Linked DNA regions of Homo sapiens: region 2 is linked to region 1. Evidence: chromatin loops called from intact Hi-C (ENCODE). Cell type or tissue: endothelial cell of umbilical vein. All regions are shown on one strand. Each heading gives the region's core, and the rest is flanking DNA. Links, peaks and the distances in the headings are about the cores only. Region 1 overlaps RBM26 (RNA binding motif protein 26). Region 2 overlaps RBM26 (RNA binding motif protein 26).

Region 1 (17,385 bases), core at 3,261-11,260:
CAGTAGCTAGGACTACAGGTGCACACAACTACACCTGGCTAATTTTTGTTTGGGTGTACAAATAGGGTCTTGCTCTGTTGACCAGGCTGGTTTCGAACTCCTGGCCTCAAGTGATCCTTCTTCCTCGGCCTCCCAAAGTGTTGGGATTTACAGGTGAGAGCAATAGTGCCCAGCTGGCATCTTTGTTTTTAAAAACAGTTCAGTTGGAGACTTCCAGCTTCATGCATACCCTTTAAAAGCATAGAAGTGACCATCTAAGAAGGTCATTCTCTTCCAACTATATCTGGGGTGGAGAGGGAAGTACACACACTAAAGTTACAGAAGCCAAATTAATACAGAAAATCAAATGTTATAATAAAATATCTTTAAAAACTAAATATTCTTAACAAGAAACAAATCACCTCTGGAAATAAAGGTTGTACTAATCCCCCAACACACCCATAGTGTGTTTTAGTTTTTCAGATTTTCAAAACAGTAATGAGACCGTAAAGAAAGCTATAATACTCCAATACAATATTTCAAAAAGTTTGTTTTGCACGAGTTTCTTGGAGACTTTAGAAATTCAGTAGAATATAACTCACGGAATTTAACCCAAGCTTCCATGTTCAGTAATCTTGAAAAGAAGCTGGAGGTGGTAGTGGGAATTAAAAATTAAATTTAAATATGTTAACTGAGTAACTTTAGAACACGGATATGCACCCACGTCTGTTCTTTCCAAATTTTCATTTTATATTCAGGAAAAATATCTAATTTGCATCAAAGTCATGATTTTATATTCTGTACTTAGAATTACTCTTTTAAAAATCCAAATTTCATTGCAGCAAGCATAATACATACATTGAAAATTTTAATTGTAGTTTATTACATGCTTCACTTAATTCAAACAAGAAAGCAAAAATAGATTACTTATATACAGTAATTAGTTACAGCAAAGACTACTCATTAAGAGTTATTATACACCCAGTTCATTCTACAAAATAAAATCAAAATATAAGCATATCTAAATATGATCCATCCTTGAGCATCACACAATCTATTAATACTTCTTCATCACTGCAAAATGTATCACAATACATGTAATTATAACACTGAAAACTATTGGCCAGTTCTTTTATTCCCCCACATCATTCCAAGAAATAGCATGATTCCATCTTACTTTTAGAACAGTGGTTCTCAAACTTTTTGGTATCAGGAGCCCTCTATGCTTTAAAAATAGGAACCACTCCAAACAGCTTTTTATTTAAAAGAGTTATATCAATATTTATCAAGAATTAAAATTGAGAAAAAATTTAGTTTAGTTTGATATAATAAATCCATTAAAACTAGCATAAAAACTCTCTATATTTGTTTGAGTAATCAGAAGAAGAATTTATGTGCAAACAAACAGGAAGCCCATATGTGGGGCTGGCTTTTTTTCTGAATCCAGGAGTTCAAATCATATCACCAGGACTCTCTATTCTGCATTTTTCACTTTCAGAAATGCTCTCTATGTGTGGCAAAAATGATGGCCCCCAAGCAGTTCCCAGCTTACATTATTCTAACAGCTAGTGAAACCAGAAAAAGGAGGCTACTCTTCTCTCCCCCAGCATCCGTACTGGCCTCTGAAAATGACTCATCTTCCCCATTTAGGTCATATCCCCACTGCAGGTCAGGGATAGGCAGAGCTCTATGATAAATAGCCTCACCTGAAATTAAATACCATATTTTTAAAATTAAAAAAAAAAACACAAAAACTATTTTTCCAAAATAAAATACAAATTTTCTGAGAAGAGTGACCAAGTTTTACACTTTTTGCAAATACCTTTGTTTGGCTTAATAGAAGACAGGCCGATTCTTACATCTGTTTTTACATTCAGTCTGTTATGACATGTTATACTGGTTGAAGTACATGAAGAAAACCTGACCTGACACAGATACATAGTTGGAAAAACAAGGACCTCATAGACACCATGAAAGGCTCTCAGGAAATTCCAGGAATCCTGATATCACACTTGAGAACCATAGCTTTAGAAGTTACATAACTTCTAAATTAAATAAAAAAAAAAAAAGAAGTGCCCATTAAGTGTCAAAGACCCAATAGTCAGATAACAAAACCAAAGTAAAAGTTTGTACTGTTCAGTGCAAACAGCAGCAGCCCAAATGACAAATTAAGCCCAGATAGTTGTGGTTATAATTATGGTTATACATCAAGCCACAGAACTCTCTCTTTAAAAAAAAAAAAAAAAAAAAGGTGTATCTGCAATATGGTAACCCATGACTAACCTTCATATTTAGGGTTTTTTTTTTTTTAATTCCTATTCATAGTTGAGGAAGAATTGAGTTATCTGAGAAAAGACTGGTTCTAGAGGCCACCCCCACTCCATTACTCACATTCTGTCTAGTTAACAACAGATCTCAGGTAACCCATCCCTCTGGTTACTAAAATGAGAGAGCAGAGGCTAGTGAACATTTTCTTTTAAAACCAAAAAGGCAAAATTATCCAAAAGAAATAGCACTAAAACTAGAAATACAAAAAACCTAGTTCTATCATCCTGTTGGATAAATTTGGCTGAGTCGATTAAGCCTTTAACCTTTTTCTCATATTTCTTTAAAAGGTCTGGCTAATGCTGTGTGGTTATATATGTTAGAGATTCACTTCTAAGTCTTTCTCTAACATTGCTACCAAAATTTTCTGATACGGTTACCACAGTCATGCCAAAATTTATCTTTAAAAATGAGAAATTATTATGGACACTTTTCCGGTCATGAATCTTAAGACTAAGCAAACTAAGCTTCAGTTTTTTCATCTAACAGCTGACTTGCCAAACTAGAAATAATTACAAATAAATATAATTACAAATAAGACACACTTTATTAACCTGCCAAGCACCCTAACAATCGTTAAGGGATTACTAAATAATGAACTATGATAAAAAAAAATGCCTATAATCACCCCTAAAAATATACTTTAGTTAAATTCTGGTTGCTATATTTTAAGTCCTATATTACCTTTCAAACCTACTTTGTCCCAAGCCAAATTGTTAGCCTTTCCATGAAGCAGTCTGGTATTGAAGAAAAGCACTGAACTGTACTCCAAAAAACAATTTTCAGATTTCCAGTCTGGTGTTATTTCTGCTTTATTCACTAGTTATATAATCCTGCGTTAGCATTTTATTTCTCTAGGCTTTAGTTTACTCATTTAAAAAAAAAAAAAAGGCACTGAACCATACGATCTGAAAAAGTGGGTCATTTTTGTGAAAAAATATTTGGCTTTCACCACCTTGCGCTCTTTCTCCCTTCCCATTCCAGTAACTTTTAGTTAACTGAATTTCAAAATAATTTAGTACATAGCATTAGAATCTTCAAGAGAATTTTTTTTCTTTATGTCTTTCTAAAGAGTCACAGAATCCCATTTCCTCAGCACTCATGACCAAATTTTGAGCCCTTAGAAGGCATAAATAAATTCTACTTAATAGAAACATTTTGTGTATTTCTCCTAAATTGCCAGACCTATATAATTTCTGTACATTGTTTCTACCACTGTTACATAGCAACTACTGGTATGTTTGACTGTTTCTCCCATTGGTATTACAGATAACTATGCCTGCCTTTTCCCTAGAACAAATCACAATGTATTGAGAAGGAGCTTCTAATTACCAACATTATAGCAATCTAAATTCAGGCATTTCACAACTCACTCTTAAACTAGACTAAGAAATAGCTAACTAGTCTTCCTTTGTCTTCAAAACGTTTTATCTAATCAAACCTCTACATGCCATAAACTGGAATGCAGTGGCGATCTCAGCTGACTGCAACCTCCGCCTCCCGGGTTCAAGCAATTCTCCTGCCTCAGCCTCCCCAGTAGCTGGGATTACAGGCATGTACCACCACGTCTGGCTAATTTTTGTATTTTAAGTAGAGATGGGGTTTCACCATGGTGGCCAGGCTGGTCTCGAACTTCTGACCTCAGGTGATCCACCCACTTGGGCCTCCCAAAGTGCTGGGACTATAGGCGTGAGCCACCTCGCCCAGCAAGCAACATTCTTAAAAAGAGACTGGATCAAGTAACTCCTGTTTTAACCTTCCCCACATCTCATAATATAGCTCCAAAATTGTCCAATCACTTCAGTATAGCAATAAAACTTTCTCTACATCTGAAACCCACAGAGGCTAGGTGGATTCAAGAGCCTTTTCCTAATCACAATGTATACTCACGATTCCTCCAAACTTCATGTATTCTCACAGAACTTAACTGTTCCTCCAATTTGGCTGTTTAATGTCATCACAGGCATCCAAACTTAACATGATTCAATTTAGGTAAGTGCATTAACAACTTTAGAGACTGGTAACTGCAAGTTTATAAAGCAGTTTTCAAAAATAAGTTCTACCTATTTCAGTCTGCTTGCTACTATAAAAAATTAAACTTTTTAAAAAGGTAAGATAAGCACTTGAGATCATTAAAGAAAGTAATAGTAACAAATAAGAAACGTCACAATGACAATTTCTTACAAAATATGTCCAAAAAAGATCACAAGTTACAGGCCTCAAAGTACCTGTTATTGCATTTATAACTATTACAAGGAGCAACAAATAAACGACCGGCTGAAGTATATATTAATGCTATGTGGAATCTATAATCATTCAAACACTTTTCATTTATAAGTGACTTCATTTAAGATTTTATAAATTTTTTTATCAACTTTTAAATTGCCTGTAAAATGGAAAATAAATAATTGCAGAATGTATGGAGCAGAGATATACAGAACTCAAAAGTAGGCTAGAATTTACACTGACACACTATCTCCCGTAACTTCTTTTAAAATGGCTCTTTGAAACAAAAAACAAAATGAGGAACTACTTATAATGCAATACATAACATCATAAAACAAGTTCCTCTGAAGTACTAGATTTAAACCAAGAAAGTATACTTAATACTAAGAAAGCCTCCAACAGCAGCATTAGCTGACTTCTAGAAAATAACTTCTACTAATGAGAATAAAGCAAACATACACATAGAGGAAGATGTTCATTGCAGAGTTATTTAAAAAGTCAAAAACAGTGTACTAGTTGCGTTGTTAAAGAAAAAAAGAAACGGGAAAAAAAATAGTTATTTGGAAAGCCAAAGAAAAAAGCAAACAACCTAAATGACAAATAAGAACAGAATGGTTACATAAACTATAGTCTCTCATCCATGTACTAACCAAGCCTAATCCTGCTTGCCTTCCAAGTTAGATGAGATCAGGGGTGTTCAGAGTGGTATGGCCGTAGATGATTTGGTCATGCAAAAACACTGGATTTCAGCCATTGTAACGGCATAAAAACTACATATTAACAGTAAAAGTTCAAGGATGGGAAACGTAAAGAGGATTTTGCTTTTCAAGTCAAAGTCTTTTGGTAAGTTTTCCTTGACTACATACAGGAAGTACTTAAATAATTCAAGAAAATAAGCTTTTTTCCCCTAAAAAGTAATAATTACATCATAAATAAAGCACTATTTAAACAAAGTGCAATACACTCACATAATGGAATTCTATGGAACCACTGGAAAGAATAGGAATCTACCTAACAGTATACTTTTATGGGATGATGTGCAGTGTTACTGGAAATACTAGTTGTAGTAGCAACATATAAATGATTCTATCTATGAAAAAAAGTCATGTATATTCATCAATAGGTGGCACATGCATATTTTTACAGATATATGTTTACAAGTTTATATATGAGAATCAGAAAGGAATAAGAAGACTGATTTTTGGTTTCTATTTCTACACTGTTTAAATTTTTATTAGAACCATCATGTACTATTTTTAATTAGTAAGACTTAAGAAATTGTGTCAAATTAACAATAATGAGAGCATTATTATTGTTAACTACTGTATATACCATGATTCTGACAACAGAATACTACTCAGCAATACAAAGAAGCAAACTACAGATATATGCAATAATATGGATAAATCTCAGGCACATTAAAGCCTTGCTCAAAATAATACTCTGATTCCACTGACAGAAAAGTTCTACAACAGGTAATACTAATATATAGTGTAAAAAAGGCAGAACACTGCTTTCTTCTAGAGGTAGGTGGGGGCATGGGAAAAGAAATGAGTAAATTTTCCAGGGCAAGGGTAATGTTATCTTAACAGGTGACTGGGTTACAAAAATGTATACACTTGTAAAAACTATAAAATGGTACACTTAAGATCTGTGCACTTGATTGTATCTGTATTCTAAAATTAAAATAAAACTAAAGTACTGAAGTAAAGCATGGTATGCATGCTTTAGGGGTAAGTGCACTGACATCTGCGATTTACTCTGAAATGAACCAAAGGATAATAGTGACAAGCACACTAAAATGTTAATGGTAGAATCTCAATGACGGGTATGTCACTGTAAAATTCTTTCAACTTTTCTGTATATTCAAAATTTTCAAAATAAAGTTGTAGGGCAAGGGCAGTCAAGGAAAACCAGGCAGGAAAATTCTAAAAATGAACATTATTGACAGAGGACTAGCCTTTCATCACCAAAAATAAGAGAATAGTGTAAAAGATATAGATCAATATATAAAAAGTCTAGAATAAACCCAAATACACATAAGAACTTAGTATCTATTTAAGGTTGCATCTCAAATCCCTGGGAAAACATGGATTATGCAGTCAAGTTTTATAGAGATAACTTTGTGTGCATCTGAATAAAAATACATAAATAAGGCTATATCCATACTTCATACCTGGATTTTCTTTAAAAATAAGATCATAAAGGACATGGATGATACTACTTGAGAAAATACAGTGACTGGTTTCCATTTTGCCTCACTGACTTCTCGTGGTAAGTCACAGTATGATTTGTAGCACGCATATAGTCAATTAGAGTTCATTAATTGACTGGTAACCCAATTAGTATGCTGGCATACAGTAAGCACAACTAGTGATAGCTTTCGCTATAATATCACTGGCAGTAACTTCATCTCAAAATAGGGAAAGTTTTTCTGACTATGACTACAATAGAAAATCCAAACCCCATGAAATAAAGGATAAATTCAACTACATAAAATGAAGCATTTCTTTTTGTGTGTGTGTTTTTTTGAGACAGTCTTGTTCTGTAGCTCAGGCTGGAGTGCGGTGGCGCCATCTAGCGTCACTGCAACCACCACCTCCTGGGTTCAAGCAATTCTCCTGCTTCAGCTTCCCCTGTAGCTGGGATTACAGGCGCCCACCACAACACCAGGCTGATTTTTATATTTTTAGTAGAGACATGGTTTCACCATGTTGGCCAGGCTGGTCTCGAACTCTTGAACTCAAATGATCCACCCACCTCAGCCTCCCAAAGTGCTGGGATTACAGGCGTGAGCCACCGCACCCAGCCGAAGCATTTCTATATTAGAAAAATTACCATAAGCAGAATCAAAACATAAATGTCAGTATGGGAAAGAGAAAGTTGCAGATCATATCACAATTTCCCTAATACATGAAAAGCTCCTACAAATCAACTTTTTAAGAAACCAACAATGTATCAGAAAAACTAGGGAGTGTATGAACAATCAACAGGAAAAAATATATAATACGTAACACTATATATAATTATATATTATACAAGAATACATAATTATTATATAATTATATATTATGCAATACATTATTATATAATTATATATTATACATTATTATATAATTATATATTATACAATACATTATTATATAATTATGTATTATACAATAATACATAATTATATAATAATGTATTATACAATACATAATTATATAATTATATATTATACAATAATACATAATTATTATATAATTATATATTATACAATAATACATAATTATTATATAATTATATATTATACAATAATACATAATTATTATATAATTATATATTATACAATAATACATAATTATTATATAATTATATATTAATTATATATAAAATATATAATTAATTGTATAACGGTAATATATAATTAGTAATTATATATAATTACATTATATATTATTTATGATGTAACCATTACTTTTTAGGAAAAAAGCTTACTTTCTTAAATTATTAAATTAATCTCTGGAGCATTATATATTATATACAATAATTATGTAAGTATTATGTACTATATATGTAATGGTTACATCATAAATCACATATATTCTAATATATTAGTTATATAATTATATGTTATATATTATATATAAACATAATTAATATGTAAAATATGTTATCCATATATAATTTATATATATTTATATATATAAATAAACATAGGAAAAATTTTTCAACCTAACTTTTATAAAACAAACACACATTAAAACTATGTTAGCCATTCCACCTCGGGCTGGATGTGGAACATCACAAGAGACCACTGCTCTCACCCCAACAAGAAACAAGCCGCTTTAACTACAAAACTGTAGTATTTTTTAAAACCCAACAAGCTTGAGAAGACCAAAAAAAAAAAAAATCTGTAAATGAACTAACTATATTCTAGAAAGTGACAAACTCTTCAGAAGAGCAAAGAAACTCATGTTTACTCTCATTCCTGGTGGAAAGTCAGGAAGAAAAATCTGACTCCATAGATGGAGGTACAGAGAAACCAGCGAAACTTTAAATCATCTTTTAGCAGTCATATACACATGCTGTCGAGAGATTAGAATCAGAAGTACCACAAGCCACAAAGTGAGTCTACAGCCACTCATCAACACTTACTAACCAAAGACTCATGAGTAATTCTGGGAGCAAGGAAGAACTACAAGAGATTACCAAGGAACTACTAGCTTCCAGCTAACAAAGTCTGAGTGTAGAGCACAAGGGCTGAGTGAAACCCCTCTGAGGCATTCTTGGGTGGGTTACCATTCAAAAGACAAGGAAAGGAGCAACAATGCTGAAAAACAGTTCCAAAAGTCATAAAGGCAGGAGGTAGGAGTTAAGAACAAAGATCTCCCCAGCAATTCAAAAACCTGGAACCAGGGGCATCTGATCTCTCAAGCTGCCCACTTGGCCCTCTTCCAAGTGTACTTTACTTCCTTTCATTCTTGCTGTAAAGCATTTTAATAAACATTCACTCCTGCGCTAAAACTTGCCTCAGTTTCTCCTTCTGCCTTATGTCTCCTCGGTCGAATTCTTTCTTCTGAGACAAGAAGTGAGGTTGCTGCAGATCCATATGGATTTGCAGCAGGTAACATACATCAGTTCCGCATGACTTGAGTACATTCCCTACTTGTAAGAGACCTGTACACAGTACCATCTTCGGCTGGAGACATTCAACCCCCATACAGTTTTCTTCTCCCATTCGCTGTCTGGCTTACTAATCAACCCTCAGAACAATTCCTCTTGGTCACAAGTGGCTCTCCTCCCCCCGTATGACCACTGAGATCACCTTGTGGGGGTGGGAAGGACCTTGGGGTCTGCACCGAGTGGACCTGAGGCACTAATGGCCCTCCTGGGCAGGAGGCTCACGAGAATGATAGGGTTAAAGCCTAAAACCGTGCAGTGCTTGGGGTTTCCTGTTTTTTCAACTAAAATCAGCTTTTCTCCAAGAAGCTGCACTGCCTATTCTTTTTGTGTGTGTGTGTTCTGAAATGGCTTTGTGCACGTGCTGGACTGTTCACCTTGGGGGCAAGTCTGCTTCTCTGTTTTCACTCTACATGCCACGTGACTTCTTAAACACACACTTCCTATTATTTGTGCGCCTGCGGCTTTTACTGTGTTTACACAGTAGCAAAGCCGGGATCCCCCGCAGATATCCCCTGAGATTTGTACTTGTTCTTACCCTACCAGCTCAAATGACCTCCAACCTTCCCCTCTGCTGGCACATTGTGGGGACAAACACTAACTGGAACTGCCGCTCTGCTAGCTCCTTACGACTTACCATATGCTTTCCATTCCAGCCCCATGGCTGAGTTTTCTGGTGGCTTTTGAAGCAGTTTGTCAACCTCCATAAAGGCTCACTCTGGCCCTTCAATGATTCCACCTACTTGCTTTTTGAGTTAGCACCCCTTTGGTAGGAAGAGAAATTCTTCTGCCATTTGCGAGTCCTTACCTCAAGCCCTAAGTCCTCTAGAGGTTACTACTTTCTGTCAAGAGGGCAAATAAACGTTGCCCTCTGGAATCAAAGTGCCGTTTTTGGAAGCATATAAAGGCTTTCCATGAGTATTTCTCTTGCTTCCTCCCAACTTCCTTCTGTAGCATCCATTTCTCTATTCCGTGCCTTTCTCAACATGCATCAAGACCTTCAAGGTCATATTTGAACAAAAGGAAGTCCAGCCCCCTTGTAGCAATTAGCTAAATTTTATTTTATTTTTATTTTTGACAGAGTCTCGCTCTGTTGCCCAGGCTGGAGTGCAGTGGCACCAGCTTGGCTCACTGCAACCTCCGCCTCCTGGGTTCAAGCGATTCTCCTGCCTCAACCTCCTGAGTAGCTGGGATTACAGGCACCCATAACAACACCCGGCTAATTTTTGTACTTTTAGTTTGGACGGGGTTTCACCACATTGGCCAGGATGGTCTTGAACCTCTGATGTCAGGTGATCCGTCCACCTTGGCCTCCCAGAGTGCTGGGATTACAGGTGTGAGCCACGGCACCCAGCCCCAAAGGGAAAATTCTCATTCTGCCCTCAAAGCATTTGAAGCCAATGGTGAACTGAATCAAACGAAAGTTGTTACAAAGCCCAGAACCAATCAGACTACAGGGCAACTGACTCAGCCTCCACTCAAGTGGCCTAACAAAAAAAAGGCATGCCCCCTTACTGAAAATAAATCTTATTTACTTCAGTCTCTACAGTCCTTTTACACAAAAGATCTAGCATAAAACCAACTAAAGGGAACACAAAATAGTAAGAAAATGTGATCTACATGAGACGAAACAGTCAATGGAAACATACTCAGAGACTGTCCAGATAATAGATTAGACGGGGACTTCACAATAATGATAAAAATGCTAAAGAATTTACTGGAAAATGTGGACAACATGCATGGAGAGGTGGGGAACTTCAGTGAATACACAGAAACTATTAAAAAGAGCCAAATGGGAAAATCCAGAAATAAAAAATCTGAATCAGAAATAACTCTCCTTCGCAGTCTGGAAACGGTAGAGGAAAAACAATAGTGAACTTGAAAACAGGAAGAGGTTCATATCTATAATCCCAGCACTTTGGGAAGCTGAATTGGGAGGATTACTTGACACCAGAAGTTCAAGACAAGTCTAGTTAATATAGTGAGACCCCATCTCTACAAAAAAAAATAAAAATTAAATTAAAAAATTAGCTGGGTGTGGTGGTGTGTGACTGCCATTCCAGCTACTGAGGCAAAAGAATCCCTTGAGCCCAGGAGGTCCAGTCCGCAATGAGCTATAATCATGCCACTGCACTCCAGCTTGGGCAACAGAGTGAGGCACTGTTTCTAAACAAACAAACAAACAAAAAAATGGAAAATAAAAAGTATCCAAATCAAAAGCAAAGGGACAAAAGTAATTTTTTAAAACATACATGAGATTTTCAGGATAATATCATATAATCTAACATACAAGGAACTAAATATAAAGTCTCAGAAAAAGAGGAAAAAAAAATGGGGCAGAAAAATTTTGAAGACATAGTGACCAATGAACTTTCCAAAACCGATGAAAGACCCAAAACACAGATCCAAATTGGCAAATCTAAGGATAAAACACATAAACACAGACAGACAAGCCTATCATCGTCAAACTGCTGACCAAATAAAAGGAATTGAATCTTAAAGGTAGTCAAAGGGGGAAAACAGACACATTACATTCAGGAGAACAAAGACTCAAATGACAGCAGATTTCTCACCAGAAACAACAGAGGACGGTGGCAATGGAACAATATCATAAAATAACTGAAAGAAAGGTGTAAAACCAACGACCTAGGTTCCACTTTAAGAGGAAAAGGACAGCAAATTAAACCCAAAGTGTTTTAAAAGGGAATCATAAAAATAAAACACTGAAATAGAAAATAGAAAAAAAAGTTAACATTGTTCTTTAATAAGCTGAATAAAACTGAAAAACTAATAGCAAAATTGATTAAGAAAATAAAAGAGCAACCAAAGGTATAATTAAAAAGGGGAAAGGAAGCATCACAATAAATCCTAGTTATTAAACGAATAGTAAGGTTACAATGCAATGTCAATAAATTTGGCAACTTCAGAAAAATCTTTGAATATCATAAATTGTCAAGAGTGACACAAGAAGAAACAGAAATACCTACACAGCCCTATACCTATTAAAGACATTGATTTTATAACCAAAAAATCCTCACAACAAAAATTTCAGTCCCAGATGGCTTCACTGGTGAAGGATCCCAAAAATTTTAAGGAAAAAAAAATAGAACCCTAAATAAATTTTTTCAGAAAAACGGAGGATAGAATACTTCCACTTGTTTTAATATTATCAAATCTACCATAATATAACATGACCAAGCCTGGTTTACCTCAGGAATACAAGATTGGCTTAATATTTGAAAAGCAATCCATGTAATACACCATATTAACAAAAAAACGGGAAAATCTGTATGATCGTCTCAACAGATGGAGAAAAAGAACTGGCCAGGCACAATGGCTCATGCCAGTAATCCTAGCACTGGGAGGCTGAGGCAGGCAGATCACCTGAGGTCAGGAGTTCAGGACCAGCCTGGCCAACATGGTGAAACCCCACCTCTACTAAAAATACGAAAAATTAGCCAAGGGTGGTGGCGCACGCCTGTAGTCCCACCTACTCAGGAGGCTGAGGCCTGAGAATCGTTTGAACCTGGGAGGTGGAGGTTGCAGTGAGTCGAGATTGCACCACTGCACTCCAGCCTGGGTGAGAGAATAAGACTCTGTCTCAAAAAAAAGAAAAAGAAATAAGAAGTTAGCCAAGTTAACAATAACCTTTTATGACAAAAATATTAAGCAAATTAAGAAAAAAATTCTCAATCTGGTAAAAGGCAGTTACTAAAAACCTAGAGCCAATATCAGTAATACTGAAACATTTAATCTCTTTCCCTTTAGACTGGAAACAAGACATGGACGTCCACTCTTACTACTTCAACATTGTACTATTGCTTCTAGCCAGCATGATAAGAAATGAAGGTATATTGGGAGGTTGAGGCAGGCGGATCATGAGGTCAGGAGATCGAGACCATCCTGGCTAACACGATGAAACCCTGTCGTCTCTACTAAAAATGAAAAAAAAAAGTTAGCCGGGTGTGGTGGCACGTGCCTGTAGTCTCAGTTACTCGGAAGACTGAGGCAGGAGAATCGCGTGAACCCGGGAGGTGGAGGCTGCAGTGAGCTGAGATCACGCCACTGCAATCCAGCCTGGGCAACAAACCAGACTCCATCTCAAAAAAAAAAAAAAAAAAAAAAAGAAATGAAGGTATAAAAATCAGAAAATTGTCATTACTCATAGATGATGAGATTGGTAGAAGAAAATTCCACAGAATCTATAAAATAGCTACTAGAATAAGTACACTTGGTAAAATTTCAGAATTCAACGTCAATATACAAATATATTTCTATATACTAACAATAAAAATCAGAAAATCAAAATTTTAAAAGCATTTGTAAAACATGTCGCAGAAAAAAATAACAAAAGAAATGCTTCTACATAGGTAAAATATCTCAAGAAGAATCACTAAGTAACAGATCTTGAACTTACTCCATTATTTAATACACACATAAAAGATACTAATAAAACCCTAAGTTAAAAATAAACTTTTACCTATTTCAAAGTTACTGCATGTAAATTGAAAAGACTTTTTCCACAGAAATAAAGTAGTAGGAGAGTAATGAGTAAGTCTAGTAGGAACAGCTTACCATTCATTCATTTCTCTCATTCATTCTTTTCTCTGGCACAAAGGAAGCAAGAAGAGGGAAAAAAATCTTACAAGCTATTTAGCTCAAGCTTCAGTTAGTCATTCTCAAGCTTAGGTTATGTACATAACTAACATGGGAATATTTTACATTTTGCTCATAATACAGTCCCTATCTCTCAGTTTAAGCATGTAAAATAATTTTGAGAAGCACTGTCAGCCAAAGATAAGGAAGTGCTAAAACATACAGAAAAAAAGTGCTAAATGCATTTTAACCACTCAGCATTCAGATGGAAAGGCCAAATAAGATTGCAGCAGCAAAATGTGATTATGAAAGTCAATTTATCACAAGTTAAGGGGATAAAGAAATAAAGAAAAATGTTTTAACCAATAATTATAGACTATTAACTCTTCTACCAGCTATAAAATTCATCAGGTTAGAATTACTATAATTCTTTTATGTGCAGCTCTATGGAGACAGCAATCTTGCACATAGCAACATTCAATAATACTTTAACAAGTAAATATTAATATACTTCAATGACCTTTCCCTCTCAAAGAAAAAAAAAATCTGAACTTAAGCTTTACCTAAACTGAAGATGCTAGGAGTAAAAATGGAAAGAAGTAGACCCAAAGACTACTTAATCTTCAAATAGCTCACATATCTGCTGTTCTGAAGTTGGGTAGATTCTATAGTTTTACCCAAATTATTGCCTCTTCCCTTGGTTTTAGGTACACAAACTTGAAATTTCAACTAACGCATTTAATAATCAGGTATATACTACACACAAAGCATTGTGCTAGATAATGTATATAATGAACAGGAACATAGTTAAATCTTAAGAGCTGGAGTCTGCTTTCAAGGGCCTGAGACTCTAATAATAAAGCTAAAATAACACGACTAAATAATTTAATGTACAAGTGATGAGTGTCATGACAACTGAAACCAGTGCTGAGAGAGAGGAGTCATGGTGGGAGGAGTCACTTCACCCAGCTGGATAGATCATAGGCAGCTTTCTGGAAGAACTGGAATCACACTTGATCTTTGACTTCAACACAAAGAAAGGATATAAAGACAGTACACCATAATACAACAAGGCTCTGGAATCAAAATGTCTTCTTTTGGATCCTGTCTCCATCACTTACTAGCTATGAATAAAGTATGCTAATTCATCTTCCTAACACCTATCTTGCACACAATGAATGTATAACAATTAACATATATTAATAGTAAGCACTCAATAAATGGTGCCCACTACTAATCTTCAGAAAAAAGAAACAGTAAAGTTTCAGAAAAAAGAAACAATAAAAAAAAATGACAGTGAATCACGAAAGTTCAGCTTTGCTGAAATTAAGACTCATATAAAAAGTAGAAAGATATAAATGGAAAAGATAATTTAAAGCAAATCATTAGCTTTCTTAAAGGCAAGCTAAAAAGTATGCAATTTATTATCTGGGAATGCTGAAGGTTTTGATCAAGCAATGGGATACAAACAAGGCTGGGCATCCATGTCAGAAGAACTGGAAGGGAGAAAGGCCTAGAGATAAAAACAGATTTGTTAGGAAGCAAACTGCAATCATTTAGATACGGAGTGTGAGCCCCCTACTAAGCAATGTCAGTAAGGATTATTAAGAGAGAACCTCATGACTAAGTGAATGGGAGGAAGGAGAAGCCAAAAAATTTCAAGCCAGCATAATTTGGAGAAATGAAATTAAAATAAGTGAATCCAGAAAACACTTCTTTTCAGAAATTAGTTTGAAGTTTAGATGAGCGATCCAAGCAGATATACAGCCAGCAATTAGAGATAAAAGCTTAAGACTGTGAAGAGTGGTTAAGTCTAAACATACTTATGTGAAAATAAATGCAGAGTAGAGGTTCTAGTTTGGAATCCATTAACAAGCTCAGAGTGAAAAGCTCTGAAATTCAATGCAAATGTGTATGTATTTGTAAATCCTAGGGAGACAGTCTTTAATCAGACTTTAAAGGATCTACAATATACACTCCAAAAAAAGTTTTTAAGAACCACTGGCATGTATTACAAAGAAAACCATTCATGGGAAAGGTCTTAGTCCGTTTGTGCTGCTATAACAGAATACCACAAGATGGGTAATTTATAAAGAAATTTATTGGCTCACAGTTCTGGAGGCTGGGAAGTCTCATATCAAGGTACTGGCAGGTTTGGCAATTCTGATTCCAAGATAGACCTTGAACACTGCATCCTCCGGAGTTCCTCCCATGGCAGAAGTCAGAGGTCTCCCATAGCAGAAGTCAGAGGGGCAGAGGCAAAACCTAACCTTTTATAAAGGCATTAATCCAATCAACAAAGGCAGAGCCCTCGTGACCTAATCACCTCTTAATACTTAACGAAATTAAATTTCAACATGAATTCTGGAGAAGACAAACATTCAAATCTTAGCAGTAATTAATGAAATGTCAGAAGTAAAAAATGGATGAAGAAAAAAATGTCAATGTAACAACACTGAAAAATACAATTAGAATCTGAAGAAAAGGAACAAAAGAGGGTAAGACTGACTTAAGAAAAGGAACCAACACATTAGGGATTCAAGGCAAGTAAGTTAAAAAGGTGGCATCAACACTGATGTTATACACGCATAGGGCAAAAAATATAAAACTTCAGGCAATAAATATAAATTGATTGGTAACACTGAGGTAAGTAATTTTGGTTGTAATTATATTACAACGAAGAAATTCTATTCCAAGACATTAAGAAGTAAATGGCTGAGGGCAAATTAACAAAAAATTAAAAGTCTGACTACTACTTCAAGATTTACCAGCGACAGGAACAGAAAGCTAGCAAGAAAGTGACTAGAAGCGTTTTATCTTTTGTTTTGTTTTTTGCTATTATTGCTGAGTTTTTCCTAAAGAATGGGAAATGGACTTACTATGCCAAAAGAAGCCAACTGAAAAGGAAAGGTCAAAGGAATCAAAAATACTCAAAAGTTCAGGAGTAAAAAGATCATTTAGCCAACCCAAAAGAATAACTCTTCCTATCAGACACGAACAAAAATAAATTTTAATGTGGTGAGAAAGGTGTAGTAACAAGTACAGGTGAAGGGGAAAAATACTACAAAAACCACAAAGATGTTTATTTCTTAAACTCTAAAGCACTGATAATCACGATGCTTTAGAACTTTGTTCTTTTACAATAGTAGCCAATACTATCAAAATGTCATAGTAAAAAAGTATATGCAGTAACAGAAAACACTAGGATGCTGCATTCTGTAGTAGTAAATTAAGAATATGCACACAGCTCTAGAGTCAAAAAGCCTTAGTTTAAATCACTGTGGGCAAATAACTTCATGCTTCAGTGCCTCAGTATCATCACCTGCAAAATGGAGAGATAACAATGCTTACCTCATAAAACTTGTAAGTACAATAATACAAAATGTTTAACAACAATGCATACAGTTTAGGTGGTAGTCACAGCAGGAGTGTTGGTGATAATTCTAACAGTAGCAACAGTAGTAATGTAGCCTATCTGTGTTTAATCAACCAATATCTAAGAAAGGAGGGGAAGGGCAAGGCTCACAAACATGTGTCCCATTCAACCCTTTCAACTATAGATGGAAATACTGTAATTCTTCCTATTATACCAAT
Region 2 (17,385 bases), core at 5,705-13,704, 79 kb before region 1:
CAAACTGTCTCTGAGACCACAGTGCAATCAAATTAGAACTCAGGGTTAAGAAACGCACTCAGAACCACTCAACTACATCGAAACTGGACAACCTGCACCTGAATGACTACTGGGTACATAACGAAATGAAGGCATAAATAAAGATGTTCTTTGAAACCAATGAGAACAAAGACACAACATACCAGAATCTCTGAGACACATTTAAAGCAGTGTGTAGAGGGAAATTTATAGCACTAAATGCCCACAAGAGAAAGCAGGAAAAATCTAAAAGGGGCAACCTAACCTCACAATTAAAAGAACTAGAGAAGAAAGAGCAAACACATTCAAAAGCTAGCAGAAGGCAAGAAATAACTAAGATCAGAGCAGAACTGAAGGAGATAGAGACACAGAAAACCCTCCAAAAAAATCAAAGAATCCAGGAGCTGGTTTTTTGAAATGATCAACAAAATTGATAGATTGCTAACAAGACAAATCAAGAAGAAAAGAGAGAAGAATCAAATAGACACAATAAAAAATAATAAAGGGGATATCACCACCGATCCCACAGAAATACAAACATCAGAGAATACTATAAACACCTCTATGCAAATAAACTAGAAAATCTAGAAGAAATTGGTAAATTCCTGGACACGTACCCCATCCCAAGACTAAACCAGAAAGAAGTTGAATCCCTGAATAGACCAATAACAGGCTCTGAAATTGAGGCAATAATTAATAGCCTACCAACTAAAAAAGTCCAGGACCAGACAGATTCACAGCCGAATTCTACCAGAGGTACAAAGAGGAGCTGGTACCATTCCTTCTGAAACTATTCCAATCAATGGAAAAAGAGGGAATCCTCCCTAACTCATTTTATGAAACCAGCATCATCCTGATACCAAAGCCTGGCAGAGACACAACAAAAAAAGAGAATTTTAGACCAATATCCCTGATAAACATCAGTGCAAAAATCCTCAATAAAATACTGGCAAACTGAATCCAGCAGCACATCAAAAAGCTTATCCACCATGATCAAGTTGGCTTCATCCCTGGGATGCAAGGCTGGTTCAACATATGTAAATCAATAAACATAATCCATCATGTAAACAGAACCAAAGACAAAAACCACATGATTATCTCAATAGATGCAGAAAAGGCCTTTGACAAAATTCAACAGCGCTTCATGCTAAAAACTCTCAATAAATTAGGTATTGATAGGACGTATCTCAAAATAATAAGAGCTATTTATCACAAAATCACAGCCAATATCATACTGAATGGGCAAAAACTGGAAGCATTCCCTTTGAAAACTAGCACAAGACAGGGATGCCCTCTCTCACCACTCCTATTCAGCATACTGTTGGAAGTTCTGGCCAGGGCAATCAGGCAGGAGAAAGAAATAAAGGGTATTCAATCAGGAAAAGAGGAAGTCAAATTGTCCCTGTTTGCAGATGACATGATTGTATATCTAGAAAACCCCATTGTCTCAGCCCAAAATCTCCTTAAGCTGATAAGCAACTTCAGCAAAGTCTCAGGATACAAAATCAATGTGCAAAAATCACAAGCATTCCTCTACACCAATAACAGACAAACAGAGAGCCAAACCATGAGTGAACTCCCATTCACAATTGCTTCAAAGAGAATAAAATACCTAGGAATCCAACTTACAAGGTATGTGAAGGACCTCTTCAAGGAGAACTACAAACCACTGCTCAACAAAATAAAAGAGGACACAAACAAATGGAAGAACATTCCGTGCTCATGGATAGCAAGAATCAATATCATGAAAATGGCCATACTGCCCAAGGTAATTTATAGATTCAATGCCATCCCCATCAAGCTACCAAAGACTTTCTTCATAGAATTGGAAAAAACTACTTTAAAGTTCATATGGAGCCAAAAAAGAGCCCGCATTGCCAAGACAACCCTAGCCTAAAAGAACAAAGCTGGAGGCATCATGTTACCTGACTTCAAACTATACTACAAGGCTACAGTAACCAAAACAGCATGGTACTGCTACCAAAACAGAGATATAGACCAATGGAACAGAACAGAGCCCTCAGAAATAATAGCACACATCTACAACCATTTGACAAACCTGACAAAAACAAGACATGGGGAAAGGATTCCCTATTTAATAAATGGTGGTGGGAAAACTGGCTAGCCATATGTAGAAAGCTAAAACTGGATCCCTTCCTTAACACCTTATACAAAAATTAACTCAAGATGGATTAAAGACTTAAATGTTAGACCTAAAACCATAAAAACCCTAGAACAAAACCTAGGCAATACCATTCAGGACATAGGCATGGGCAAGGACTTCATGACTAAAACACCAAAAACAATGGCAACAAAAGCCAAAATTGACAAATGGGATCTAATTAAACTAAAGAGCTTCTGCACAGCAAAAGAAACTACCATCAGAGTGAATGGGCAACCTACAGAATGGGAGAAAATTTTTACAATCTACCCATCTGACAAAGGGCTAATATCCAGAATCTACAAAGAACTCAAACAAATTTACAAGAAAAAAACAAACAACCCCATCAACAAGTGGGCGAAGGATATGAACAGACACTTCTCAAAAGAAGAGATTTATGCAGCCAACAGATACATGAAAAAATGTTCATCATCACTGGCCATCAGATAAATACAAATCAAAACCACAATGAGATATCATCTCACACCAGTTAGAATGGCAATCATTAAAAAGTCAGGAAACAACAGGTGCTGGAGAGGATGTAGAGAAATAGGAACACTTTTACACTGTTGGTGGGACTGTAAACTAGTTCAACCATTGTGGAAGACAGTGTGGCGATTCCTCAGGGATCTACAACTAGAAATACCATTTGACCCAGCAATCCCATTACTGGGTATATACCCAAAGGATTATAAACCATGCCGCTATAAAGACACATGCACACATATGTTTATTGTGGCACTATTCACAATAGCAAAGACTTGGAACCAACCCAAATGTCCATCAATGATAGACTGGATTAAGAAAATGTGGCACATATACACCATTGAATACTATGCAGGTCATAAAAAAGGATGAGTTCATGTCCTTTGTAGGGACATGGATGAAGCTAGAAACCATCATTCTGAGCAAACTATCACAAAGACAGAAAACCAAACACCACATGTTCTCACTCATAGGTGGGAATTGAACAATGAGAACACTTGGACACAGGCGGGGGGGAACATCACACACTGGGGCCTGTCGTGGGGTGGGGGAAAGGGGGAGGGATAGCATTAGGAGATATACCTAATGTAAATGACAAGTTAACGGGTGCAGCACACCAACATGGAACGTGTATACATATGTAACAAACCTGCACATTGTGCACATGTACCCTAGAACTTAAAGTATAATAATAATCATCATCATCATCATCATAAAGCAAGCAGGCAAAACAAAACAAAACAACCACCTTCCAGGGTTACCGACGGCTTCCTTATCCAAAAATCCAAGGTATATTTTGCATTTCATTTATCTTACTTTGCAATCCTTGACATTGTTTATCATTCCCTCATTCCTAAAGCCATTTTATTTTTTTACTTTGGCCTCTTTAACTCCCTTTCCTGTTTTTTTCCTACCTCTTTGGCTGCCCCTTCTACTTCTTCTTTGCAGAATTAGCCTATATTACCTAGATTAAATGGAGAGCTGCTCATTCTATATTTGATCTCTAGAGAGTCCAATCCTTACCTATCAGTTATATTTAGATTTCCATATCAATAATTCTCAAATTTTATGTCTTTGCATTGCAGCCACACTGGCCTTTCAGCTCTTCAAATGCACCATATTTGGTCCCCCTATATTTTTGCACAAACTGTTCATTGTATCAAGAATATGCTCCCCCCTAGTAAACTCTTGTTCAGTTTTCAGATCTCAACTGAACTTATGAGAAGGCTTTTCTCACATCATCCTAGGTCAGGTTCATTTGCCTTGCACTCCCATAACACTGTCTCTTTCCTTCAGAGAATTTAATTTACAGTTATGAGTTTGTTCTGTCTCCTCCCATTTCGGATGATTTCAACCCTCCTGATCTATGTTAAAGGCAGAGAGAGCAAAGCAAACATTAGTTGTTTTCATTGTCATCCACCTTTTTGAGGTAGATGAGATCTGTCATTTCTCAGTCTAGAGTCTCTTTCAGTTAGCAATACTGGTGAAAGAATAAAAGAAGCAACATGCATGTGGTACTTACTGGCACAGGTTGCAGTGAAACCATTGGGAGAAATGAGTTTGCAGTGCCTCCAGAAACTCTCAGGTGAGCAAACTCAATTTATTCCTTTTCTATACCTCCAATCCTTGCTTTCCCAAGTTCATTCTTAACAGGGAGCACACATCCCTCCAAGGCATTTCTGCATGTCCAATATGTTGCTAGTTAGCTGTTATTCTGCCTTTGATTACTTTTTTCTCTTTTCCAAATTAAACTTTTTGAGACATTTTAAATTCACAAAGATGTAAGAAATAACACAGAGAGATCCCATGTGTCCTTTTCCAAATATCCCCCAATGGTGTTGTCATGCAAAACTGTAGTACGATATCACATCCAAAATACTGACAGTGATACAGTCAAGATACAGAATGTTTCCATCACCATAAGGATCCCTCTTGTCGCCCTTCTACAATCCCACCTACTTCCTTCCCACCCCCACCACCTTCATAATGCCTAGCAAGCACGACTCTGTTTCTCACTTCTATAATTTATTTCTGTATGTTTATCTTTTTTTGTTTGGGGGTTTTTGCTTTTTTTAGACAGGGTCTCACTGTGTTGCCCAGGATGGAGTGCAGTGGTGCGATCATGGCTCACTGCAGCCTCTGCTTCCTGGACTCAAGTGGTCCTTCTACCGCAGCCTCCCAAGTAACTGGGATCACAGGCACATTCCACCACACCCAGCTAGTTTTTGTATTATTTTGGTAGAGGTGGTGTAAGGAACATGGAAGTGCTTTGGTCAAGGACAGGCTGAAGTAAACATCCAGAGTGACTCAGCGAGTCTAGAGTGCAGGTGTATAATTCCACTTGTTATCATAGCCACATAGACATAACATAGAGAAGTTCACCACCATAGCCATAACATAGGGAAGGTTCATCACTTGGCTCTATGCCACTATTGCCTGTAAAATATATAACTGCCCTGTTAACACTGTGGAGGCACACTGGTACCCAGAGAAAGACAGAGAGCCAAAGCTGTCTGTCTTTGCAGACAGACAGAGGGGAGCCAGGACACAGCTTGGCCTGCTCGTGCCCAAAGAGAGTTTAGCTGCTCACCCTGAAGGCAAGGGAGAGTTGGCCGCACAGCTGTGTGTGTGGGCTGCCTGACTAAGCAGCCGAGACAGGGCGGAGAGAGCTGTTTATGAGAGCTGCTGCTGAATAAAATCATCTTTCACCTGCCTTTGGTTCCCCAAGGGTTCTTTCTGCTCATCTACCCACTCCCTTGAACCTCAGCATGGGCTGGAACCTGACCCTGGGCATGACATTTGGCATAGTCATGAAACTGACAGGGTTTCACTATGTTGCTCAGGCTGCTCTTGAACTCCTATACTCAAGCAGTCCACCCACCTCGGCCTCCAGAAGTGCTGGGATTATAGGCGCGAGCCACTGCGCCTGACCTGTATGTTTATCTTTTATCCTGGAATCTTACTGAGCTCATTTATTTTATATATAGGATTTTGTATGTAGACAATGTTATCTGCAAATAGGGAGTTTTAATGTTCTAACTCTTCCTTTCCAATCTCTATTTTTTCTTTTTGCTTTTTATCCCATTAGCTACAATTTCCAGCACCATGTTAATTAACAGTGGTAAAAGCAGACATCTCTGCCTTGTTTTCCTATCAGAGGGAAGTAATTCAGTCATTCATCATTAATGAACATGATCTGTAGCTTTTTTGTAGGTGCTTTTTATCAAGTTGAAGCAGTTACCCTCTAATTTCTAATTTCCTAAGAAGTTTTATCATTTCTGTATCACAAACACTGAATTTTGTCAAGTGCTTCTTCTCTGATACAATCATGTGATTTACTTTTATTCAGCCTGATAATACAGTAGTCAATTCTAAAATATTAAACCAGATTTGTATCTCTGAAATAACCTTTATTTGGTCTTTAAAAAGTATTGCTAAATTCTACTTGCTAATATTTTGCTAAGGATTTTCACACCTATATTCATAAGGATATTGGCCTGTAGTTTCTACCGTTGTGCTGTCTCTGCTTTTGGTAACAGAATAATTCTAGCTTCATAAAATGAAGTATTCTCTCCTTTTCTATTTTCTGGAAGAGATTGTATAGAATTAGTGTTAATTCTTCTTTAAATATTTGGTAGAATTCTCCAGTAATTCTTCCATCCCCAGACACTCTGATGTTATTAGCATGTAGCATGACCCAGGCATTGGGATTTTAAAAATCTCCCCAGGTGATTACACTATGCAGTGTGAATTTCTTAACATTTCCAATTAAAAAGTACTGGAAATTTGTCAAGTCTGAAGTCATAGATAACAACCTTTAAAAACTGGTTTGAAATGTTCTTGACATTATGAATATTCACCTGTATTTCCAGACAAATTTGATTTATATATCTTTGGGATAAATAAAAAACATTTTAACATTAAAAGTTCAAAAATGTCAGACTTCAAAGGCTTTTTTGTCACCTGTACTTTTTCTTCTTAAAAATCAGAAGTACGAAATGGTCTTTTCATTAACCTATGTCCTAAATTCAAAATCCCCCAAACAAATACACTGCATACTAGATAATCAGTTTCATGATTCAGAGCATCGAATATAAAATGTACTACTGCTTCAATAATACACATCTTAGATTTATAAAGTGAAACAAAGACTGAGAATTTAAGAAAACTGTCATAGTATTGCAAACCCTTGAATATTGAAAGTAATGTCATATGCGTACAAAATGTTCCCATTTCCATTTGAATAAAAACACGGCCACTATATGAATAGCTAACGAAAATATTCATGGTTTACAAGAAATTTTCTTTCCAATGAAATGAATTAAGCTTTCAAAAATGAACCGGACACCGCCGCTTACGCCTGTAATCCCAGCACTTTGGGAAGCTGAGGCAGGCAGATTACGTGAGCTGGAGTTTGAGACCAGCCTGGGCAATATGGCAAACCGTCTCTACGACAAATACAAAAATGAGACAGGAGTGCTGTTGTATGCATATAGTCCCAGCTACTTGAGAAGCCAAGACAGGATTGCCTGAGCCCAGGGAGGTCAAGGTTGCAGCAAGCCAAGATCAAGCCACTGCACTCGAACCTGGGCTACAGAATGACATCCCGCCTCAAAAGAAAAAAAAGGAATAAAAAAAAAAGCCTTTTCTGTTTATGACCAAAAAAAAAAAAAGATGGAAAAACTATTTTCCCATTATCTAGTTTTATTGTCATAGGCCAATTGATGCTTTATTTGTATCAGTATGAACTTCATGGGGAAAACATAAATTGCTTTTCTGGAGAAAAGGTGTTTGGAGTGTTGATTAAAAATATGGGGACGTTTTTATGAGTTTTTATTTGGCGGCTCTGTGAATTCTCATAGTATAGTATGAAAAATGAAAATTCCAGTCCAGATTCTGACACTTATTTTACCTTATTTAATAAAAATAATCTCCCATACCTTTCAATAGAGACTCATGATGAGACTATGGAGTTTCTTGAAAACTTATAAAACATCTGTAGTTTCAAGAAAAAAAAATCTGCTATGGTATACAAAATCCTGGCAATTACATATTGTGGAAAATATCCATAAGAGTGTCACTACTGCAGCAGAGCTTAACTACTGTATTAGGCATAATTTGGTTTCTGTTATGAATATGGAATAAATTCAGTTAAGTTCTAACGTATTTCAGAGAAAATAACAGGCTGTTCACAAAGCACAATTATTACTTATTTATACATATCTGCTTTGTAAAAGAAAATTCAAAATGTATCACGAGTTTTAAAAACTATATATACTGACCAGGAAGTTCTGAGAATATATCATGAATAATTAAAGGCATGATGTTCACAGCATTGTTTATACTAAAAAGTGGAAAGGTTAAGTTCCCAAAATGAGAATTGATTCATTACATTGATTCATCTTCAAATAATGGAGGGACCATTAAAAATAGTATCAATATCATAAGGGAAAAAAGGTTACAAGGCAGTAAAAATTATACAATTCCATTTTTAAAATGTCTAGAGATCATTTATAAATGACAGGCTATCACAGTACCTCCACGCTTTTAAAAATTTTTAGCTTCTCCGCAATATTACATGATGAAAAAGATTAAAGGAAAAATTCCTTCATTGTGCAGAAACACTTTTCAGATAAGTGAAGGCTGACAACATGCTTAATCTGCAAATACTCCACGGGGGCTGGCCATACATGTTTGTGTGCCTATACACAAACATATAACTTTTTAAAATAATTGTACCATTATTAACCAAAGTCCTCTACTTTGCTAGATCTTTTAACTAGATTTTTATCAAAATTTGTGTATCTGTAGATGAGAATGTATTTTCTTGCAGAAGCAGTGTCACGTTACCATGTTAGATGACAGAAGATACATATGCGATGAAAATCGAAATAATTCACATTCATCATTCAATAAAACTATTAAATAAGAAATGAACATGCTGAATGCTGGAAAAGCAGGCCAAATCAGATTGGGGGAAGAAATGGCTCAGATGAACTGTGGAAATTACAGAAGTTCTGAAAACTTTCAACGGCTTTGCAAATTGACACTATAAGCACTTTGTGTCCAATTTCACTTCAGAAACTACGGCATTCCTTCTTTAACATCAGAATAGTATTTTTATTCTTATCACTTATGATAAAGAGAATTTTTTGGCTGCCAAGCAGAATAAAGAGAAAAACTTCCAAGCAGGAAAGGAGTCAGGAATTTGGGGGAAGGATCATGAGGATTTATGTATCTGTGAAAGGAGGAGACATAAAGCCAGTGACATACTGGTGCCAAGATTGACTTAATACAACTGAAAATGGAGGGTAAAGAGGGGAAGAGGAAATGTGGAGTCATTTCTTCGTATAAACATTTTCAGAATTCTCAATTATGTAATGCCTAATGAATGCAATTTTTTTCTAGTATAAATTAACTGATGTAAGATGTAGGACAATTTTAAAACGTTAACAACTGTTTTTAGTAAGACTTTTATTTTAAAAATTTTCAAAATATAAAAATAATAAACAATATGGATTTAACAAAACATAATTCAACTATAAATAATAAAAATGTTGACAACCCCACATAAACATTTAACACTATAAACATTCTAAGCATACAAGAGTAGTATTCTAGTTCAAGTTTTATCTTTTTTCAGTTCAAGTTTTATTATTACTTTAAAAAAATAAACAAAAAAGCTGCTACAGCTTAACCAATTGCTTTCGCTCCACTCAAAGAGCAGGGAAATTTTTTCCCCATGCCAACACACATTCATGAAATGGGATACTTATGGGCACAGGTATTTAAAACTGGAACAATCCAGTCTCCAGACAAGAAGACTCCTTTGGTGTTTTTCAATTCAACAGTCCACCGAAATTGAGTTTAAATAAACCACTTATTAGAAGAAATCTTGTGCCAGACAATATGTTCTGAAGTAGCATCATACCCAAAACAGGTTTAGCCTTCTGAGAATGAAAAGCAGGCATCCATGAATGCTTTGCTGATACTTAAAACATTCTATCATATGAACATTCATTAAGGTGCTGGAAGGAAATCTTGGGACAAAACAAAAAAATCGACACATCAATGCAAAAACCTACAATGCAATAATACTTCTCTTTACAACTCACCAAATGTTCCGTAAATATTTAAGAATCACTATGCCTCCTGTTGAGTGACAGACATGGGAATTTAAAGCAAAGCAGGATTACATATTTTAGTATTAGAAAAGTTTTTCATTTGAAATAAGGGAAAACAGCCATGCTGAATGAGTTTTTGGATTCTAGCCAAATTAACTGCCTTCCTCTTAACAAAACAATTTTCTTTTTGGGAAGCTGGGCACAAATAAGTGTAAGGGCATTCTGCATCATATTCTTAAATTATGATGTGTTTCTAATGGGCTGGGCTCTCTATCTGACTCAGCACAGACCACTTTTATAAGTATGCTGCTACATTATAATAAATCACAAGGAATCAGATTAAAACCTAGCAAAGTCTGAACAATGGGTTCAAAAATGATACTGAAAGGTTTTATAGCACCAATGACTTTTTCCTAAGACACTTGAGGGGCCTGTATCATTTTAAAGTATGATTTATCTTGTAAACAAGACCAAAAATATTCAGTTGATCTGTATTTTGAGCATAAATATTTATAAACTCTATTAAAAAAACAAATATAGCATGACTAGAGCAGCTTAATAGTGTAAAATCTAAGTATTGAAAAATATAGATATATAAAAGGCTTTCATTATGCAATCATGCAGAGGAAACTGCTTCATTCAATTACACAAAAGTGATTCTGTACAGTTATCTACAATAGCTCCATGAGAATCCTATTTAGGAAAATAAAATAATGAAAACCTTATCTCTAATCAACACGGGGATTTTAAATATGTAACTGACTAGATCTCAAAGCAATTTTAAAAAAGCGCAGTGATCTTAGTGAGAATCAAGTCATCTTGAATTCTGATTCTCAATGGTATCTTCAATTTTGTTTTGCTTTGTTTTTAATTTTAAAAGCAAAAAGTGAAAAATCAAACCAAACCAAACAAAAACTCCAGGATGACAAAGTTGCAGGTAGTGGCATGTAGTCCATATCCATTAAACAATCAACACTGTTAACACCAAGTTTAGTGTCTTCAGACAATGGTCTTTACCCTAGCAGTAAACCAGTGTAGTAGGGGCAGAAAATTCTTTGTTTACAATTAAAAATACTCAACTAATTTGGGGAAATATTTATGAACACCCTGTGGCTAGTTTGTAAATGTGAACCAAAAGTCTAACAACAACAACAAAAAAAGGCCTTGTAAACTACTAGGTCTTTAAAATATTAGAAGACTTTCCAAATTATGTATTTTTAACCAAGCCTAGAATTAACCATGCTGTATCCAACCAATGTGGATCAAAACAGTTAATTTACATTATGACTGATGTGTTTATTACATTCTTTTTACTCTTCATGACAAATGCAATGCATACTCAAGGGGAAAAAAAGTTTGCAGAATGTTAAGCTTTGCACCAAAAAAAAAAAAAAAAGTGATAAAGGTAGTATGGCTGGATAAAAATAAAACAAGGGTGAATAAAAATCAGTGTCAATTGGACTTTTCTAATATAGTTACTACCAAGTATAGCTTCCAACTTTTTAAATGCCTCCTGAGAATCTATGAAGGAATACTCAGAAACTAAGTGCAAACATTTCTTATAGTCCCATTATAAAAAAGATATTGTGGCTACATATTTAGGATGAGATTTAATCAGATTCTTTATAAGTAATTCTAAGCCATATTAAGTCATACTGCTTATAAATAATTTGGACATACACTTCTTAAAATGGTTAAAAACTAGTCTTTACCAATGTTAGGCACACAACACTATTTCCTCTTGCTTTAAAGGTCGTCTTCGATGTCTTGATTGAAAGTCAAAAAAATGTGAAAAAATTATGTTAAGACATATAATTTTTAAAATATTTATAATCCACAGATCATCATTTGTCACTTGGAAGAAAATTATTTTCTTTGTTGGTTTTGAAGGGCTAAGAATTTTTAAAAAAATATTTGGGTAAATGACCTTGGCAACATCAGAAAGTATATTCAGAAGAAATGCACAAGCTATTACAGTACATAAAAAAGTACTTTATCATCTATTCAAAATTATTTTCAGTGGCTATCCTACTCCCAGAAATATATCTTAAGATCCCCCCAAAATTAAAACCAAACTCATGTTTAACTTTTTAATTCATTTTCATTTTAAATTGCTCATGCTAATGAACACAGTAGTATGGCTTTACAGATTTCCTAGACACAATCCTCAATTTGGCTCAGACTTGAATATACGTCATCCAAGAGAACTTTTTCGTTCCTTCTTAAGGTGTTTAAAAAATAAATGGCTATAAAGTATGGGGAGAAAACATTTAAGAATAAGGTCAGAGCACACATTCAGATACACTTTGGACTCAGATGTACTCTTAGAGAACTGTAGAGATAAAATGCTAATTATAGTACATGTAAACATCTGTTCAAATTGATAAAGAGTGAACATAAAATAATAGGATGATATTATTGTAACAGTCGTCTCCAGACAGGAACTGGTCTTGCTCTTGCAGTCACAAAGCTAAATTCAGGCAATGATGATCTCTCTCTGCTGGAAAAAGAGAAGACTATTAAAAAAAACTTTGAAAATAGCAAATAAATCTAAAACTTGAATCACATCATAAATTGACCTCCAACTTTTCTAAACATTAAAAAAGTCTATTTGAGAAAGAAATCAAAATCAAAGTTGCAGGAAAATTACACAAAGCTTTGGGCTAAAATGATTTTACCAAAACCTCTCTGCATCATACTCCCTTCAAACATTAGGCTGCAAAAGATCACAGCATACAACATATCTATGGTCTAAAATTTTCATTGCGAAAACTACTTAACTGATATGGAAAATTTTCACAGAGATGTGGGTAGGCAAAGAAATTTTAGGAAATCATGAACAAATTCCAAGATGTTGTAAATAAAAATGAAAACAGATACAATCTTCTTAAGGTTTCCCAAAGATTTCAAAGTAATTGCAAGATACATCTAATTTCCTTAAACTCCATATGATAATCACTTCATTTGTTAATCACATTATATGAAGTAAAAGTATACTAAGCACAAAGGCCCACAGTAAAAATAAAAGGAATACATGGAAATCAGACAGTGCCTGGTATACAAGGAGAGGCTAACTTTGGATGATGGGAAATGAGTAGATGGATGAAATAAACAGTGAGGGAGGATTTAGGAAGTAGCAAGTATAAAAAGTGGATACGAAAAAAGTAGAATTTTAAAATGCTTTTAATTACATTAAGTAACAAGCACATAATATGGATAAACTGCAAGAAAGTTATACCAAATTAGGTGTTTTTCTACTAAGCAAGTTTGATGTTTTTCATTAGCAATTAATGGGAATGGCAGTCATGTTCACCAAAGTTTCTTTCCTAGGATTTTTAAGTAGCAACTTTGGAAGATTATCTATTGTCATCTGACAGGTATATAATGATCAGAAAGGAAAATTTTAAAAACTGCTCTTCCCTAAAGGCCTGTATACATACCTTTGAGCAACTAGCCAGTTCAAGAAGTTAACAGGAACAAGGTAGTTCCTGAGATCTGGGAAAAGGAAATTTTCTTCTTGTCTTACAAATATTGTACACTAGAAATTTAATTCTGCATTAAATTTCCATTTGTAATTTACAGTATTTTATAAGAACAAGAAAAGCCCCGAGAGAAAGACCAAAAAGTTAACTAAGCCAGAATTTCACGCAGGAAATTTTTGTTTTAAAAGGCTAATATAGACTTTTGTAAGTGGGGCAGGTGTGTGTGTGTGTGTGTGTGTGTGTGTGTGTGTGTGTGTTGGGTGGAGCTTACAAAATTTATATAAATTCTAGAAGAACTAAAACTAATTTTCTATCAGTCTACATTGTGTGTAAGGAGGGAAAAGAAAACATATTGATAAAGTTTGCTTCATACTCTAAAATAGCCAGTGATATTTCAACATGCCAAATAAGCAACTGTTGCTTCCTTTTTGAACCCTTATAAGCCAACAGTTAGTGTTCCAAGTAAGAGTGGATAAAGTCCCCCAAAATCAGTTCTAGTAAGAAGACATTTCTTTCAATTAAACTTAGCCACACTTTCTACAGGAAATCAGCTAAAACAGTGAAGTCCTGTCTTTAAACTATTAGTTGTCACATTTAATCAAATCACAATAAAACAAAAGCTATGGAATACTCTCCCATTCCTGCAACATGTTTTCATCAAATGCTTGGGTATCAGTTAAATATAAAATTTAATTTGATTATGTTACAATTATCCAGTAACATTTAAAACAACACTGCTTAAGTAGAGACACAAAATATTGGGTGAAATAAGTAAAACGACAACTCAACCATCCCTTGAAATAATCCTAATCAATCTTTTAACCAGTAATACACAACGTTCCTCAATTTTTTCCTGTAGGAAGAGGCGACCTACATTGCTGTCCTCAATCCTTTACCAACTCCCAACTCAGCCTGCAGCCCAGCTCTGTACTAAAGCAAAATAATCTGTTAGGAGAGCTGCAGAATTAAAAATGTGTTTCTAGTTTCAGGTAGCATATTGGTTTGTTTTTTTTTTAAAAAAGAGTAAACTGAGATGGAAAGGACAATTTAAATCCATATTGGTGAGAGAACTGACTCTATCTGCATTACTAGCAAGTACTTCTACTTTAAAACTCTGAATTTAGAAGGAAAATGAAAAGTTACAATTGGAAAAAGGAAGTGCTGGTGAATACAGAAGTTCATCTCTATTTTATAGGCTGAATGTAATTTGTACTGGCAAATGCAAGCATGTAGGAACACTATACACAAAACTGTACCAAGAGGCATCATATAAATTACCATAACCAAATCCAAGTTGTTTCCAATGATAAAATGATAGAAAACAACAACGATAACAGGGAGAACTGGCTTAGATATATTAAATTGTTTTGTCTCAAACACTAATATAGTACCAAGGAAACTATAGATGTAAAAGGGACCTTAGAGATCATCTAGTCCAACTCTTTATTTTACAGACAAGGAAACAGCCCTGGATAAGGCAAGAGACTTGTCTAAGGCCACAGAGTTAGTTGCAGAATTGGGACCAAAAACTAAATATCATATAAACCTTGTCTAGTATTCTAAACTAGATCACCTTTGGATATAAAAATTAGTGGGATGGACTAGACTGGTGGCTCTTAGCATTTCTAATCATATACACTGACAGAAACCAAAAGTGTATTTTACCTCTGAAACAGACAACATTTATTAGTCCAAAATATTAATGCCTTACTAAATGTTGTGGAAATTCCACTAAGCCTACATATGTGTATACCTCCATCAGTACTTGTAACCCCACAAGTGACAAACTCAAACTGTATCAATTGCTTAGCAAAATGCTCCCAGTGACTGAGGAGATCTTCAAGAGATTTTTGGAAAATTGATAAGAATTAACAAGGGAGGTATTTGTCACTCTATGATTGGATATTTAAATATGCATTCATTCATTCATTAATTCATCCAACAAACATTTGAGTGCCCACTATAAGCCTGGCTTTGTGATAAGCACTAAAGATAAAATGATGAATAAGACATGGTCCACCTTCCTAGAGGAGCTTGTAATCTAGTGGGGAAGACAGACATAAACCAGATAAATTATATTACAATGTAAGTACTGTAACAGAGATATGAACAAAGTGCTGTATTAAAAGGGAGGGTATAAGTATGAACTGGCGAATGACCAAGTAGTCTGCTAATTTTGTGCAGTATCTTTGAGGCAAGAACTACCATATTTACTATAAACACAATCTCATGTTCCACTCCATCAATAATTAGGAAAGCAGCAGCATCAACGTAGAGTTAAAAAAAAAAAAAATTGGCACTGAAATCAGAATGCTTGCATTCAAATCTATTTTCACCCACTAGCTATGACTGGGCAAATCATTCCATCTCTATTAGCCTAAGTTTCCTTATCTATAAAATGGAAATGAACAACTCCTTCCTAAGTTTTAAATGAAAACATATGAAAGTACATGTAGAGTGCTAGTATTTATAAACAAGTAAAAAATTCAGTAGCAACTTAATACTAAGTAATATTTATAATTAAAATAATATTAATACTATGAATAATATAATTGTAAACCTAATTAATGTTGGTAAGATTTAATCTCCATTCTTTGGGATCACGCTGAAATATATTTGTCTTCTGATTCATTCAAAGCAACATGGCTTAAAACATTTTAAGTTCTAGGAAAACTGATTAGCTATTCATGGACTGAAATAAACAGAATATGTATTTTCAGTTACATTGTAAGGGAATTTTATAATTTTTGAAATATCAGGCTAAAACATACTAATCAAATTATAAAGCCAAAAATCAGCATGGAGATTTAACTGGCCTTTGAAAGATTTACTTTCTTTGTAATACCTGTTTGGTGTAAAGAGAAGAAACGTGAGCCTCTGCCAATTTGGCACCTTTCACGACTACTAAAAAGAAAAGAAAACAAACTTACCTAATGAATCAGAATAGCACATAGTCAACATACAAGAGACTACATAAAAATAGATCTTTGATTTAAATATATAAGTAAAAATAGTGACTTTTTGAGCAAAGTCACTATTTTGACAACTGAAATCTGATTTTGAAATTTTAAATATAAACGTAGACACGAATTGCAAGGCAAAGCATTTCTATGAAATAGTGTTACCATCAAGAAAATACACACAACTTCAACCCCAATTAGGGGTGTATGGGGAAGAAGAAAAAGAACAGCATCCTTAAGTTACTCCACTGGCAGAAGACTATGGTGGTGGTGGAACAACAGCTTTTGATTGTGAGGACCCCAATATGGAAGAAAGTAATTTTTTAAATGTGATTTTTTAATATTATCACTATAATCTCAAGAGAGGCAGAAACACTTGCAATCAAAATGATGAATTTGAAAATATAAATATGTAATCTCCCACCCCCATTCTACAAAGAATGCATTTATTTCCTGGAAACTGCCATATCAACTTTCAATGATCATGTTCACTTGCAAAAGAAATCCACTTAAAAAAATCACAGTATTGTTGCAAACATCAAAGATTTTTATACAAGTATAGGAAGTACACACTTAAAATATCAGACTGGAACACTTACCAAACAGTGTTTTCCTAAAGTAGTATCTATAGTACATTTCTTTATTCATATATCTTCAAATGGTCAAGTTTTCTTTCATACATCCAAAATGTAATGTGATGTTTTCTTATTCACCAAATGTTAGCTCTACTTGCAGTCTGGTTCCAAACTAATCAGCCTGCTTTTAAATTTTAAGACATTTGTTGAAAATTTATAGGATCAAACCAAACTCAAGTGGTATAATTTTTAAACATTGGATTGTACATTATTGTAAGGGTACCAGTAACCATTATTATTAAGAATAAGTTAGTGATTATAGCTCCTTTTGTGATAATTGGGGGGAAGGGTAGATCACCATCTGGAATGGTCTATTTTAATTTTTTTCTTTTCTTTTTTCTTTTCTTTTTTTTTTTAAATCAAGGAACATTGTCTTGGCTTTTTTTTTTTTTTTTTTTTTGTCATTGCTTTTCTCTTTTCTTTCCTTTTTTTTTTTTAAAGAGACCATTCCACTTTATTATAACATCTGGATGCATAAGGACTCATGTAAAGCAGTCATACACCATTATCATTAAAACC

What was found. Peaks named below come from ENCODE experiments on the same cell type or tissue, not always from the same donor. Only the 100,000 strongest peaks of a DNase experiment are listed, where the experiment ranks them.
Region 2: a loop joins it to region 1, with 2.6 times the contacts of the local background. A loop is called at or near these places in 3 of 110 quality-filtered maps.

The regions. Positions count from the first base shown.
Region 1 is chr13:79,384,383-79,401,767 of GRCh38, forward strand. All of the region lies in intron 1 of RBM26 (RNA binding motif protein 26), which reads right to left. It also overlaps the pseudogene RNA5SP33. Among named protein-coding and RNA genes, the nearest start is that of RBM26, 13 kb to the right of the region's middle. RefSeq lists enhancers at 8,815-8,874, 8,885-8,934. In endothelial cell of umbilical vein, for the core only: a CTCF peak has its summit at 7,096 (motif pointing left); DNase peaks (open chromatin) are centred at 7,079, 8,689, 9,029 and 9,609; H3K27ac peaks cover 614 bases.
Region 2 is chr13:79,302,705-79,320,089 of GRCh38, forward strand. It overlaps RBM26 (RNA binding motif protein 26), which reads right to left. Exons shown (of 22, transcript NM_001366735.2): 22 at 16,164-17,385. Among named protein-coding and RNA genes, the nearest start is that of RBM26, 95 kb to the right of the region's middle. RefSeq lists an enhancer at 4,762-5,263. In endothelial cell of umbilical vein, for the core only: no CTCF peak of the experiment used is centred there; DNase peaks (open chromatin) are centred at 8,947 and 9,927.